2 separate regions of the Mus musculus genome follow, and region 1 is linked to region 2. Evidence: chromatin contacts called from ENCODE Hi-C or POLR2A ChIA-PET data. All regions are on one chromosome and are shown on one strand. Each heading gives the region's core, a stretch centred on a gene start or an enhancer-like site at or near the end of the contact. The rest is flanking DNA. Distances are from core to core; before and after follow the strand shown.

The links. A loop is a pair of places that touch in the nucleus more often than their neighbours do. ChIA-PET counts read pairs that join two places held with the same protein, here RNA polymerase II (POLR2A).
Region 1: a loop to region 2 is called in a map of CH12.LX, with 2.5 times the contacts of the local background. The contact joins the promoter of Rtp1 here to the promoter of Adipoq in region 2. A Hi-C loop is called at or near these places in 1 of 37 maps with a recorded cell type or tissue (CH12.LX). POLR2A ChIA-PET finds 5 or more read pairs at or near these places in 1 of 5 experiments (Patski).

What each region holds. Positions count from the first base shown.
Region 1 is chr16:23,425,294-23,432,085 of GRCm38, reverse strand. It overlaps Rtp1 (receptor transporter protein 1), which reads right to left and starts at 2,953. Exons shown (of 2, transcript NM_001004151.2): 1 at 2,636-2,953; 2 at 1-927. The coding sequence starts at 2,907. The coding sequence ends at 408.
Region 2 is chr16:23,143,608-23,149,941 of GRCm38, reverse strand. It overlaps Adipoq (adiponectin, C1Q and collagen domain containing), which reads right to left and starts at 3,406. Exons shown (of 3, transcript NM_009605.5): 1 at 3,301-3,406. RefSeq lists an enhancer at 5,393-5,555.

The DNA of each region.
Region 1 (6,792 bases), core at 1,704-4,203, 280 kb before region 2:
TATATGTACATATATATATTGTGTTTATATATACACATATATTGTATATATGTATATATAAAAGTCCTACATGGAACACCATGGAAAGTAGTTCTCTTCTGATTACAGCAAGGGAAAAGGCAGAAGTTGAGGGTGGGGGCCGATATTGGGTTAGGAGAAAGCAACTCACTCATTGACTACTTCCCAAATCATACATTCCTGAGGTACCTAGAAGGACTTCGGAACCCTGGATTTCTTTTGAGAAATCAACCATCCAGCCCAGACACTTAATTCTACAGATAGGGGGAAAAATGGATAAATATTCAGAGTTCCCACCAAATCAATAACTGCATCACATTAAAATGTGACCCATTCCCAAGCCAGGTCTCACCTCACCCCTTCCCACCAACTGACTCCCCACCCCAAGCTTAGACAGAAGTACGGAAGGAGAATTGCAGGTAGATGATGAGCATCAAAACCGTGGCCCAAAATAAGCACCAGGGAATGGAGCAGAAGTTGCAGCCTGAGCCTGTTTCAGCCTGCGGTTTGGTGGGGCTGGGAGCACGGGAGAAGGTGTAGGTGGTCGCCTCCTCCTCCAGCAGCTTCTCACTGGGCTTCCAGTGCACGATGCCTTCCTGGCAGGCCTCGCAGAACTCTCCGCGGTGTCGCCGGTTGTCCTGCCGGCTGGCCACATGGATGCGGTAGTGGCCACCACGCTCCCCGTAGCACTGCTCTCGCAAACTGGTGATGAGGTTGTCCACCAGGCTTTCGATGTTCTCCTCCAGCATGCTGGACTCATCCAGCCGTGCTGTACCGCACTCGTAGCAGAGCTGCTTGAACACACGCATGCGCACCGAACCAGCGCGCTGAGCCTTGTCCAGGTACATGTGGAAGAGGATGACTACATGGGGTGACTGCCAGGTGTGCCAGCACCAGGAACAGTGGAACCTGCCAGCGGTGGAAAGAAAAAGAAGAGAGGGTCATGTGGAGGGAGGAAACAGGCCAGGAAAGGGTGAGGAGATGTGGATGCTGACAAAAACAGAGCCCGGAGGTAGGGCGGTGTGTTGACAGTCCCCAGGGTCCATTAGTTTCCCCAGGACGCCATCCTCCTTGCTCTATGTGAGTGCCCAAGGGACAAGAGCAGTCTCCCAGACTTGCCATCGGGCATCTAGTAATGGTTTGCTCCCTAGTTGCTTTCCAGAGTCCGAGTCTCCCTTCAGCCTGGTTCCTTCAGGCCTTGTCCCTCATCCCAATTCTGATGAATTCATTCTTCATCTATAAAATGCTCTGGGTACATTAAGTGAGCCCTCTCTGCCTATACTGTGTGGAAGTCCAATAGCAAATCTGAATTTTGCAGGCTAATAGATACAGAAGCCTGTCAACACTGAACAGGCTAGCACTGGCCCAGAGCTAATGCATTCCCACGTCCTGGAAGTGGAGGCACTGTGAGAACAACATGACCCACCTTCCCCCAGGGGCCAGAATCTCCCACTGACTAAGGCCAGCAGGGATTCACAAGTCAGTGACCAAGTCCAAGTTAGCCACAAATCCTTCCCACCCTACCCTACAAGAACCTCTGGGAAGCAGCACCCTCCTACCATCTGATCCAGGCGCCCCATGTTTTCATTTTAGCCATTGGGTTTATTCACATATTTAGCAGCTATTTCCCTCACTCAGGCCATGTCAGAACTGTAGGGGCCACAGAAATCACCTATCGTTCATTTTGGTTCAAGACACAGCATAAGAGCCCTTGGTGTACACACATTTATTTACTGAGAGTCAGAATCAGCGTCCAGCAATGCTGGCAGGAGACGACTTGAGAATGAGCCAAGCTAAGCAGGGAGGCCTTCGCTTTTAACCCAGACACCTGTACTACCTTTCTGCCCTCACTCAGGCCCCCAAAGTAAAGACTTAAAATAAACCCATCGACCGGACCCACGGACTAGAATGTAGCTATTCTCGGGTATCTTTGTACCTACAAATCACGTGGGAGCCTTCTAAAATTTGGGTACTTAGCTGAATCTGGAAAGGGTCCAATACTCAGCAGCCATAACAAATTCTAGATAATTGTCACCATCATTCATGCCTGGAGCAGAAGGTGAAGCTCTAGGATAGCCCTTCATTCAGCAAGTGGAGAAAGCATAACCCAGAGAGGGGGGTGGATTGCTCAAGTGTCATGGAGACACCGCAGAGTTAGTTTCTAACATGACTCGTGTGTTCACTGTTTTAAACCAAATGGGGCTGAATTAACCAGAATTAACCAGTAAACATCCCCAATACAAGAGCACAGATTCCCTTGAGCCCTGGTGAACCTAAGCCCCTCTTCTCTCAGTTCACAGCTACTCTTAAAGACATCATTGAAATCTAAAAATGTGTAAGCTGTCAAGAGTCAGAAACTCATAAGTATGATCCACCTCTTTATTTGCCAAGTGGAGAAGCCACAAGAAGAGAAGTTCTCCTGCAATCAGCAGAAAGCCTAGACTCACACTGAGGGTCCCCACCTCCTTTGAGGGACTACCTGTCTTCTAGTTTACCTTGGCCTAACAGTGAGACCCAGCAAGCATGGGTTCTGTTTGTCCTCTCTCCGTAGAAGATGCCCCAGGCTAAGTAAGGTTCCAGAGGCTACCTTCGGGCTCCTTATTGCTGGGCTACTCACCTGCCTGAGGCATGAAGTTCCAGGTACTGCTTCCAGCCAGGGGCCAACACATTGTGCTTGAGGTTGGGGTCTATGATGAAGTCCCAGCTGTCCGCTGGCTTCACCTCCTCCATCTTCTCGTAGAAGACCTTCTTCCACTCACCTGTGGTCACACTCTTACACATGTCTTCGTCAGTGGGAAGAGGAGGCAAACTACACTTTATAGAGAACGTGGGGAAAGAGGGTAAGTGTAAGGCAGGGCAGCGCAGTCTCCACGGTCTAAAAATCCTCATCGGCAGGATCAGGAGGAAGCAGGACCCAGCTCCCTCCTTTGTCCGCAGTGGAACCTATCTCCAAGGCAACCAGGCAGAGTGCCAGGAGACACAACCTGGGGAGGAGAGTCTCTGGAAGGGTATTCCAGAGCCCTGATTGCAGTCTACAGAAGCAAGGTTTAGGAGGCTAAATGATCCAAGATAGTTTGGGGGCCTGACAAAAGGCTAGACTTCAGACCATTTCACCTTGGCCTGCAACAGCATGGCAAAGTAAGGACTTAAGAGCTGGCTCAATTTTACCTTGCTGTACCCTGGAGGCATCATCAGCACCTGGCTGCTATGGTAACCACTATGCCTTAGGGAGCCAAGGAGAAATAAGGGATGGGAAGATGTACACTTGTTAGTAGGTAGAACCATAATGTAGTCTCCGTCTGCCTATCTTGTACCTGAAACCCCCCCCCCAATTGATACACATCATCTGAGATCTCATAAATCATATTCACCCTACCAATATGGAACCTCAGACTTACCTTACCCTATAAACAGCAGAGTTGATGATGAGCCATTCTAACCCATTCATTTCTTCTATTTCAAGGATATTGATGTGTCAAGCCCTACACAAAGTGCTTGTAACTGGATGTATATCAGGTCACAATAACGTATTGAGTTCCACATTGTGAGAACCACTTAAAAGAGCAGCCACCTGTGCACAAAGGTAGTAGCTGTTGCATCAGCCAGGCAGTGAGACAGGACTCCTTCCAAGTCCGTTACAGAAGAGCAGCAGAAAAACATCTGAGGCAACACTGCCTGCATATATGAACCTGTAGACTGTTTACATCTTTAACAATAAAATAACTCTTCTTATTCACTTTGATTCAGAGCATTGGAAATATTCGACAATAAATAAAACAGAGCAGGAGCCTAAGAAGGCAAACTCGCTAACCAAATTGGGAAGGCATTCAGACCAATCAGGGAGACTACAAAATGGGGCCAAAAAAGGAGCGAAGTTTAAACAAGGGATGCTGGCTCAAGGGAGGCAAGGAATAAAAAGTTCCCAGAGAACTTGCTATGAAGGGGACATGAGAAATGGTAAAAGTGATTGTGCAGGGAGTAGGGGTAGAAGGTAGGTCTATCTACTAGGATAAGCAAGGACTGGATCAGGCTCTGGGGAAAGGGTTAAAGATGGCCCTGTGGGGCTGACCTTGCACAGGGAGAGTCAGGACAGAGGCTAAGTGTGCAGATGGCTTGGGAGGTAGAGACAGGCTCCACCCTGCATGGAAGGAGGTCACCAGATGGAACTGGGCTCAGGGCCTGTCCTGGCTGAGGCTACATGTGTCACTGTGTCCTGAGGCTGGCAGTATGATGTATTGCTCTGCTGACCTCTGCTTTCTCCCTTACTGCCTCCAAGCCTACTGGAGGTGTTGAGAGCAACCAAGGCTCAGAAAAGGGTGACAAGCAAGAGGGTAGTTGATTCCATCTCAAAAGTTGCCAGTTCGGCTGCAGTAGCTGAGCAGCCCAGGGCCACATCTTTCTCCAGGCAGGTGTTTATGGTGGGACCCAGTGTACGTCATGCTGCTTGCTCCCAAGGGCACACGGTTGGCACCTTGTCTTCTGATGGGCAGTAGGAACTTAGGGCCTTTCTCACGCTGCTTAATAGGGGCCAGACTTGTAGTTTTTAACAAGTTGTATTTCCTTCAAAAATTCATGATGTGTTTATTTCAGAAAAGTTACAAAATAAAGAAAAACTTCAACATCACTACCCAAGATGACTGTTATTAGCATTAAGATGTATATCACAGGACATTTTGATGAGTTTTATAAAGGATAACATATTGTAAATATTCTTCTAGGTCATTAATATTATTCTAGAGTCTCAGGTTGAATATATTCTGTTATATGGATGGGCACAATTTATGTAGCCCATCTTGTTCTTGAGGCAATAAAGTTTAGTTTAGTCCCTCACAGATGAACCCTTGTATGTTACAAACTTGTGTCCATAAACATGCATGCCAAGCATCGGAAACAATGCTTCTAGAAGCAGGAGGACCTCTGAGTTTTAAGACAAGCCTGGTCTACAAAGTGAGTTTCAGGACAGTCAGGGCTACACAGAGAAACCCTGTCTCAAAACAAAAACAAATTCGTAACAAAAATGAGGCAATGCCTCTTAAACATCGTGCACATCTCTAAGACGGGCATTGTGGCATGCCCTTGTAATCCCAGCACCGGGGGGACTCAGAGGCAGGAGGACTTAATCCCAGCACTGGGGGGTCAGAGGCAGGAGGACTGAGTTCAAGATCATCCTCAGCCACATAAGGAGTTCAAGGTCAGCCTGTCTTAAGACATACAAACAGAAAGAAAACCGTTTCCTGACTGTTCCACAAAGTCTTGTTGGGACTACAGACCCTTCAAATGGTGTGAATTACATACAGGTTGCCTGAAAACCCTGCAATCGGAAGTTAAGACAGGCCAGGATGGCAAGATTGCTCAGTGATAGAGGCTTTTGCCACTGTGCCTGACAACTGAGTTCCAACCCAGGGACCCACCAGGTAGAAGGAGAGAAGTACCTGCTAAGAGTATGTAAGAGTTACATACATGCTGTGGCATACTCTATAAGAAGGGGTAGTTGGGATCAAGAATGTAGCTTAAAAATAAAAATAAAAAGGGCTTGGAAACCAATTTTGCTGTCTGGTACCACAGTCCTCCAGTGTTCCTCACTCTGCGTGAAGGATGCTCTGAGAAATGTTGATTAACCTCAGTCGGTAAATAACGGGATACTAAGAACACAGAACCCATGTTCATTCCTTGTTGGTTTGGCTTGAATCCCTTTATGCCTGTTACATAGCTATTCTGTGATAGTTGATGTGAATCTTTTCATTATGGTAAAATGTGTCATCGTTTTGTGTGACTGTATATTTACATTTATTCATATACTAACTTGCAGCATCACAGCAGTCACTAAGCAACAGTCCTGGGCTCTGCCCCTGATTCTTTATACATAGTACTTTATTTCATTACCATAGTGACCTTTACAGGTAAGGAATGGCATCAGTTTCATCGTACAGACATCCCTATGTAACTGAGAGGTTAGATAAACTGCCTGAGGTTCATCATTTGGCATTGGTCGTAGTTGGGTTTGAATGAGTATGACTGCTTTAACTAGTGTGCCGGGCAGTGAAGAGTCTAGAACATAATATTTGCTAATTAAATGTGTGTGCCTTCCATCTCACCACTGGTTGTTCCCATTTCAGTCTCCAAGGACACTATGAATCAGTATCCTTTCAGTAAGTGGTTGACCACGGTACACTGAGGCAACAGCTCCTCTAGATGAAAGAATGTGTTGCAAGTGATCCCCCAGGCTCTGTTATGACCAGGGCTCAGCCTTCAGTATTGTATTTAACAAAGCAATTACATTAACAAGCACACAATGTTCAGTATAAATAGTTTAAAGACAAAGAGGAGTATAGTCCAAAATCTATCTCTAAATTTGAAACTAATCTTCAGTTTGTATGTCATCTTTGCTTAGGGGCCATGCTAACCCTCTCTGGAGGGAAGACATAGCCTGAAGCCTTTCCACAGAAAATGTAATGCCAAAAGGTTGTCTCTATGCACAAGAACACTGCAACATCATAAACATTTGGTACCAGGTATCAGGCTCAACAGAAAGAGCTGTGGGTCTGGAGTCAGGACTGCTGTCTGATTTTGTGACCTTGTGTGAGTTATTTGCTTTCTCTTGGCCTTGATTTGTCCAGTCCATTCAAAGAGGAGTTACGATAGATGGGGAAACCTGCTGTAACCCTGACTGCAACCGTGCATAGTTTAGAGAGTTTTAGACCTAGAACCCTGACAAGTTGGAGGACAGACAGTTGGATGAGGTCAACTTTTTGTCTTTTGAAGAGAAAGCTTCCG
Region 2 (6,334 bases), core at 2,157-4,656:
GAACCCGTGGAAGTAGAGTCCTGGCTAGATAACCTCTGGCACAGACGGGGAAGAGAAACATACTACCGTCACATACCCTGCCTTTTAGTACCCTTCCCCATGGGGAAAGGGTGAGAGACCAGAGACTGTCAATCCAATGGCCTAGCTTGCCAGCCCCCTCCTCATTCTGCCCCTATTTGCCTCCCTGGCTTTATGCTCTTTGCCTAGAAATGTGATTTCACAATAATATCATAAGACCCAGTTGGCAGAAAGTGCGGAGTAGTTTACAAACTTACAAAATACCGTACACGTTTGTGAGAGAAGGAAAGTAAACAAATATTAACGTATCAACCCACTGTGGACAGCTGCTGAGTTTCACTTCACTCACACAGCCTTAAGGGGAAGACCGACAGCTGAGACATCTGGGAGAGGGAAAGGTTTGGTCATTTCTGCCAAAATAAGAAGCAACCAGGTAGGACCAGGCGTGGTGGTGCACACCTTTAATCCCAGCACTTGGAAGGCAGAGGCAGGCTGATCGATGTGACTTTGAGGCCAGCCTGGTCGATAGAGAGAGCTCTGCTATTTGTTATACAGAGAAACCCTGTCTCAAAATGTTTAAAAAATGAACATGTCATCCAATGACCCACTGGCCTTCCTAGCAAACCACACATGAGTTATGCAGAGGGATGGCTGCATGTTTCAGGACCACTGTATAGTGAAGGGGATGTGAAATTCCTCTTTGACCTGCTGGCATTTTAGCACCAACATCCAGAATCTTGTGAAATTCAAGACTGGAGTTTCCTCTGGGACTGGCAGAGATTAGGCTACAAGGAGAGAGAGAAGAGGTCAACGCCCCCAGCCAGTAAAGACAACAAAACACAGAGAAATGCCAGAGCCAAAAGCAACTCCAGGACCTCCCATCCTTGCTTGTAGAAACAGAAAGACTGAGTGCATTTCCTACATCCTCATGGAAGCGCTCTGTGTGCTGGACACCTGGCCTGTTGGTTGTTTTCACCTTCACTCATGAAGTGGTACCCGAGGGTAGAGCTCAGTGGAGGGGCATTTGCCCAATGTGTATGAAGCCCTAAGCTCAAACCTCAGAAGCACACAATAAACAAGCAAAACCAGATAAAAATTAAGTTAATATTTGTAATTTCACAATGGCACAACCCAATCATAAATGGCTGTGCCAGGAGCTCAGGCACCTCTGTCTAGCTCCTAAGATTATCTGGAAGGTGTCACTCAGCCTTTGGAAAGTCGGTAGCATTCTCATGTCCGGTATATATGTGTGCACACACTTGTACACTCTCAAGAAACCAGCAAAGCAGAGCATCCCTCCATGAAGCTTGTAGGGCGAGCTCCTGATTGAAGCCTTTGCTTTCCAAAAGATAGCACCTCCTGACTTTAGCAGAGCACATGGGGACTACCGGTCCTCTGAGTTGACAAGCAGCTGGAATGTTTATCTCTGTAACCTCCTTGGAAAATGACAAAAATGAGGGCTAAGGAGAACGCACTTCCTGGGCAAGGATGACAGCCTGAATTCAACCCCTGGATCTCCCATAAAAAGCAAGATGCGGTGGCGATCACAGTCTCCTGAGGCTGACGGTGGGTGGACGAGCAGAAGAAACAAGAGAGGAGGAAAGGGACGACTCCCAAAAGTTACCCTCTCACCTCCATGTGCCTGCCATAGAATGAGCGTGTCTGCACACATTAGACTCTTGTGTGTGCTTGCACATTCTCTCTCAAGAAAGCACTAATACACACACACACACACACACACACACACACACACACACACACGCATGCACGCAAGCACGCACGCACTTGCACAAATAAAATTTTAAGTGCTTGGGAGATGGCTGTGTTGATTAGTGCTTTCTGCAGATGCATGAGGACCTGAATTTAGATCCCTAGAATTCATGTCAAAAGCTGTCACCTTTAACCCTGACACTGGGGTAGGGGATGACAGAGACAAGAATATCCCTAGAGATCAATGACCTCAGTCTGGCCTTCTTCGTCACGCTCCAGGTTCTGAGAGACCTTGTCTCAAAAAAATAAGGCAGAGATTAAGAAAGACACCTCATATGGAGAGACCCCTCTGGCTTCCACATACACATGCACACAGGATCACACACACAAGGCTAGAAGCAAGCCCTGTGCCTTGTAAGATTCCTCGAAACACAGGGAGAGAGGCATCAAGGATTTCTCACTAAGCCTTGGGAACCAAACTGCTCCAAGAACCAAGATGCACTCTCACGCCCCTCTGGCCTGCTCCACCTGCCCTCTTGTCCACAGAATGACTCTGATCAAATTCTCTGCCATCCTTTTGAATGACATCACAGGGGGAGTGAGGTGGCTCCTCTTGTGAGGCTTGATTCAGAACCCATTCTCAGCATGCACTTGCTCCCTGCACTTGGGAGCCAGGGAGGCAGGTGGATCCCTGTGAGTTCAGTGATGGCCTGGTCTTTATAAATTCCAAGCCAGTCAGGAATATATAGTGACACCCAGTCTCAAAAACAAAATTTCTTCAGACGAGGGACTTACGTATCATGACACACAAGAGGCTGCCTTGACTTCCAAACCCCTCCCTCCTTCATCTCCTCTACCTCCATGGTTCCGATGCTGTGTTCATGGAGCAAGAATTAGGTTTAACAACGACAAAGCAGGTGCAGTGCCTCTGTCAGAAAATATCTTTCAAAATGAGGCTTTCTGTCCAGATTGCCACTATTTTCCAGGTTCTCACCACTTTGTGTCACCCAATCCCCTAAAATGTCTCTATGCAGACAGATGTCCCCAACTCCTCCGAGCACACCCATGTTTTCACTCACAGCCCTGACAAAGTGTTCTACAGCGCATGCTCCGTGCATATCTGCTCAGTAGAACTAAGTGATAGAGACAGATCCTACAGTCTGACCTCAACTGGACTTCCTCGGGCTGCCCTCTCTGCCTGCTTCTCCTGTCACTGTAACTCTTAAAGCCGAGAAGCAACAGATCCCACTTTCCAACAGAGTCTCATCTGTGGATCGACCCTCCTACCTCACTATCTCCAGGTTCTTTTTGCAGTGGGCATCCTGCCATCAAATGAACAGGGCAAACTTCCGGTTAGGCTCAAGCTTGTGGACCGAAAGGTTATTGTTTCTTTCTTAGAGCTTTGAAGAGTTAAAGAAAAGCCCCAAAGCTTATCTGCCCCAACCATGTTTCCAAGGCCTGAGTTTTCTCAACATCTACCTTCACACTGCTGCAGAGAGCAAAATCTGAACACAGCCCAAGTGGGATTCTGCATTCATACCCAGCCAGCCGAGAATATAGAATTGTTCTTACCTTTTGGTGTCGTCAGATCCACTGACAATCGTACAGACAGAAATGAGGAGAAAGTGGCCAGGTCTCATTAGTCTGGTACTCATGGGGACAGGCAGACCCCAGCTTACCATTGGCCAACCCAGTCAAGGCCAATAGCCAATGAGTGGGCCCCTTGCTCCTGGCAGCTGCCTTAAGACTCCTTAGGGAACCTGGTTTAATCCAGCTTGGGTCTGGGAAGCCAAGTAGAGCTTCTGTCAAGCCATCCTGTTTCCAGGCTTTGGCCATTCTCTACCAGAGCAAGAGATGGGGCAAGGGTAAGGACAATAATTCAGCATGTTTCTGAGTGCAATGAAAATTATCCTCAAGTAAAATGATTGTTCAGGGGTCAGGAGACCTCCCTTTCCCATAAGTTTGTCCTGGAGAGTCAACAACACTAATTGTCACATGATACTCCCACTCTTTCTTTGTAACTAAATGTGAAGCTGTGTGGTTCAGGCATTACTATTTCAGTAAGAATGAAGAGGGGCTGTACTAGAATAAAAAATAGATGGACTGCAGGCATGGCTCAGTGGTTAAGAGCACTGGCTATTCTTCCAGAGGTCCTGAGTTCAATTCCCAGCACCCACAGTAATTCCATGGGATCCGCTGCCTTCTTTTGGTGTGCAAATATGCATGCAGCCAAAATACCCATATACATAAACAAATCTTTAAGCAATAGAAGGTGTGCTCCACTTGCTAGACCGGATCCCATACTGAGAAAAGACCATGTAGATGAATTCTGAGGGCTGTTGTACAGGAAGGTTCCTGGTGGGGTGTGAAGCAAGTTCAGGGGTCCAAATTCTAAAATCTGTGGTCCCTACATAATTCAAGCCCAGTGTCACAGAACACTTACCTTGACATTGGAGAACCATGTTCTAAGATTTTTCTGGGTAAGTTTCAAGCTAGTTTTTTAGAAACTCATTTTCTGTGAGTAGATAAACCTCAGTTTCCAGACTCCTTAAGTATATACCTTTTCTATCTATTATTAGCTCTGGGCTAACAGCCAACTGCAACTAGCAGTCACCACTCACTAAACTGCTCCTAAAAGGCTTGCAGTTGGCAAGGCAATACCTTGGGAGCCTCTCGGCGGACTCACATCTTATTTTTGAAAGACCAGAGCTGATTCTCGGGAGCACAAAGCTTTTGAATTAAATCGTGAATCCAAAAAGAACTCTGGATGCCAGCAGCTGCTCCAATAAGACACTCAGAGCTAGACTGCTCCCAGGCAAAGGCTGGCCAAGCATCTGCTTCCTCCAACTGCCACCTTCCACTGGCCACACAGAGCCTAAGAGTCATGCTTTTACTAGTGGATAGGACCAGCAGTGTCAACCCACCAAGGAAGGAGAGCCAAAATATGATCTTCCATCTTGTCTTCCTGTTAATGCACTGATGTTTCTAGAGAAATCACGTTAGGTCATGAAGATTAAGGACACAAGCTCATTTCCAAGGGCTGTTAGTTGTGACCCCATGGCCCTGGACACTTCCCAAGCAAACTGTATGAAGCAAAGGAGAGAGAAGAACTACAGCAACTCAAAGCTGTATCACTCTCTATCTTTCCCTTAGCGTTTTGCTTACTTTGTGTGTGTGTGTTGTTGTTGTTGCTGTTGTTGCATTTTCTTACTTATTTTGTATGTGTGTTACTGTCTTTCGCTTCTTACTGGAATGCAAACACGCTGGAGCAGGGGCTTTACCTACTTGAGGTTATGCTCCATAACCCCTAGACTAAGTAGTATCTTGTACAAAGTAAGTAACAAGCAATGTTGAGTCAAGGGGTAGTCGAGTCTTCCCATACAGATACCTGTGGTTGTCTCCCACTTAATGAAGAAGCCAGAAGCCAGTAAGAGGGAGAGACACAGACCCAAGGCACGAAGCTAGATCTCTCTGACCACAAAGGGCATACGCTCCCCAATGCCTCGTGGTCTTCACCTCTGCTCAGTTATAGCCTCCGGGTTAGCTCTGGACCCCTGTCCCATATAGGAACACTGCTGGTTTCAGCAGATTCTAACTATTGCACAAGACAGAGTGACTTTCACCCCAAAACCACATCAATACTTTGCTGGGTCTGGTAGACACCCGGGAGCATTGTGAAAGCCTATCATTTGGTGAACTCTCAGGGGAATCCGCCACTCACCACAGAGGGCATTGTGTAAAAACACACACTTGCTTAGCGACTAGAAGTGAAAAACATTCAACCACACATGTCTTGAGGCTAGGCGGTTTGGTTTTTTGCTGGGTGGTTTTTTTTTTTGCTTTGTTTTTGGCTTTGTTTTATTTTGATTTTTTTCTTTTCTTTTCCTGTTTTTTTTTTTCTTTTTTGGTTTTTGGTGTTTTGTTTTGTTTTGTTTTGTTTTGTTTTGTTTTGTTTTGTTTTTCAAGACAGTGTTTTTTCAGTGTAGCCCAAGCTATCCTGGAACTTGCTCTATAGATCAGACTGGCCTCAAACTCTCACCTCTGCCTCCCAAGTGCTGAGATTGACGTTCAGCAAGGCTGGGTTTACCTGGACAGATGTGTTACTGCCCAGAGTGAAGCAGCCACAGAAACGTGGTCCTTTCCTTCAGGAGCTCATGTTCACATCTCAATTCTCGCCTACATGCGAAGTGAGATACTTAAACAAAAGGCCAGATTTCCCCACAGGCCTGAGTTTCCTCAGTGTTTCCTGAATGTGGTTAAATTTCACTGTATATTATTGTTTAGTCATGACTTTAAAAAGACAATTTACTGAAACAACTAAACCTCAAATCAAATTTTGAGACATAACACTAACTGCAGAAGAGTGAGCCTGTCCTGCAGTACTCCAAATTTTTGGGCATTCAAGAAAGGAAAAATGTCTTTAATTTAGAAGTGTAACTCAGTGGTAGAGTGATTTACATTGACACCTGACCTCTATCCCTGATGCCTGAAATATAAAGAAAAGAAAAGCTGTGTTATCCACAGCTATTCTTCACTTCCTTTTTTTTTTTTTTTTTTTTTTTTTGGTTTTTCGAGACAGGGTTTCTCTGTGTAGCCCTGGCTGTCC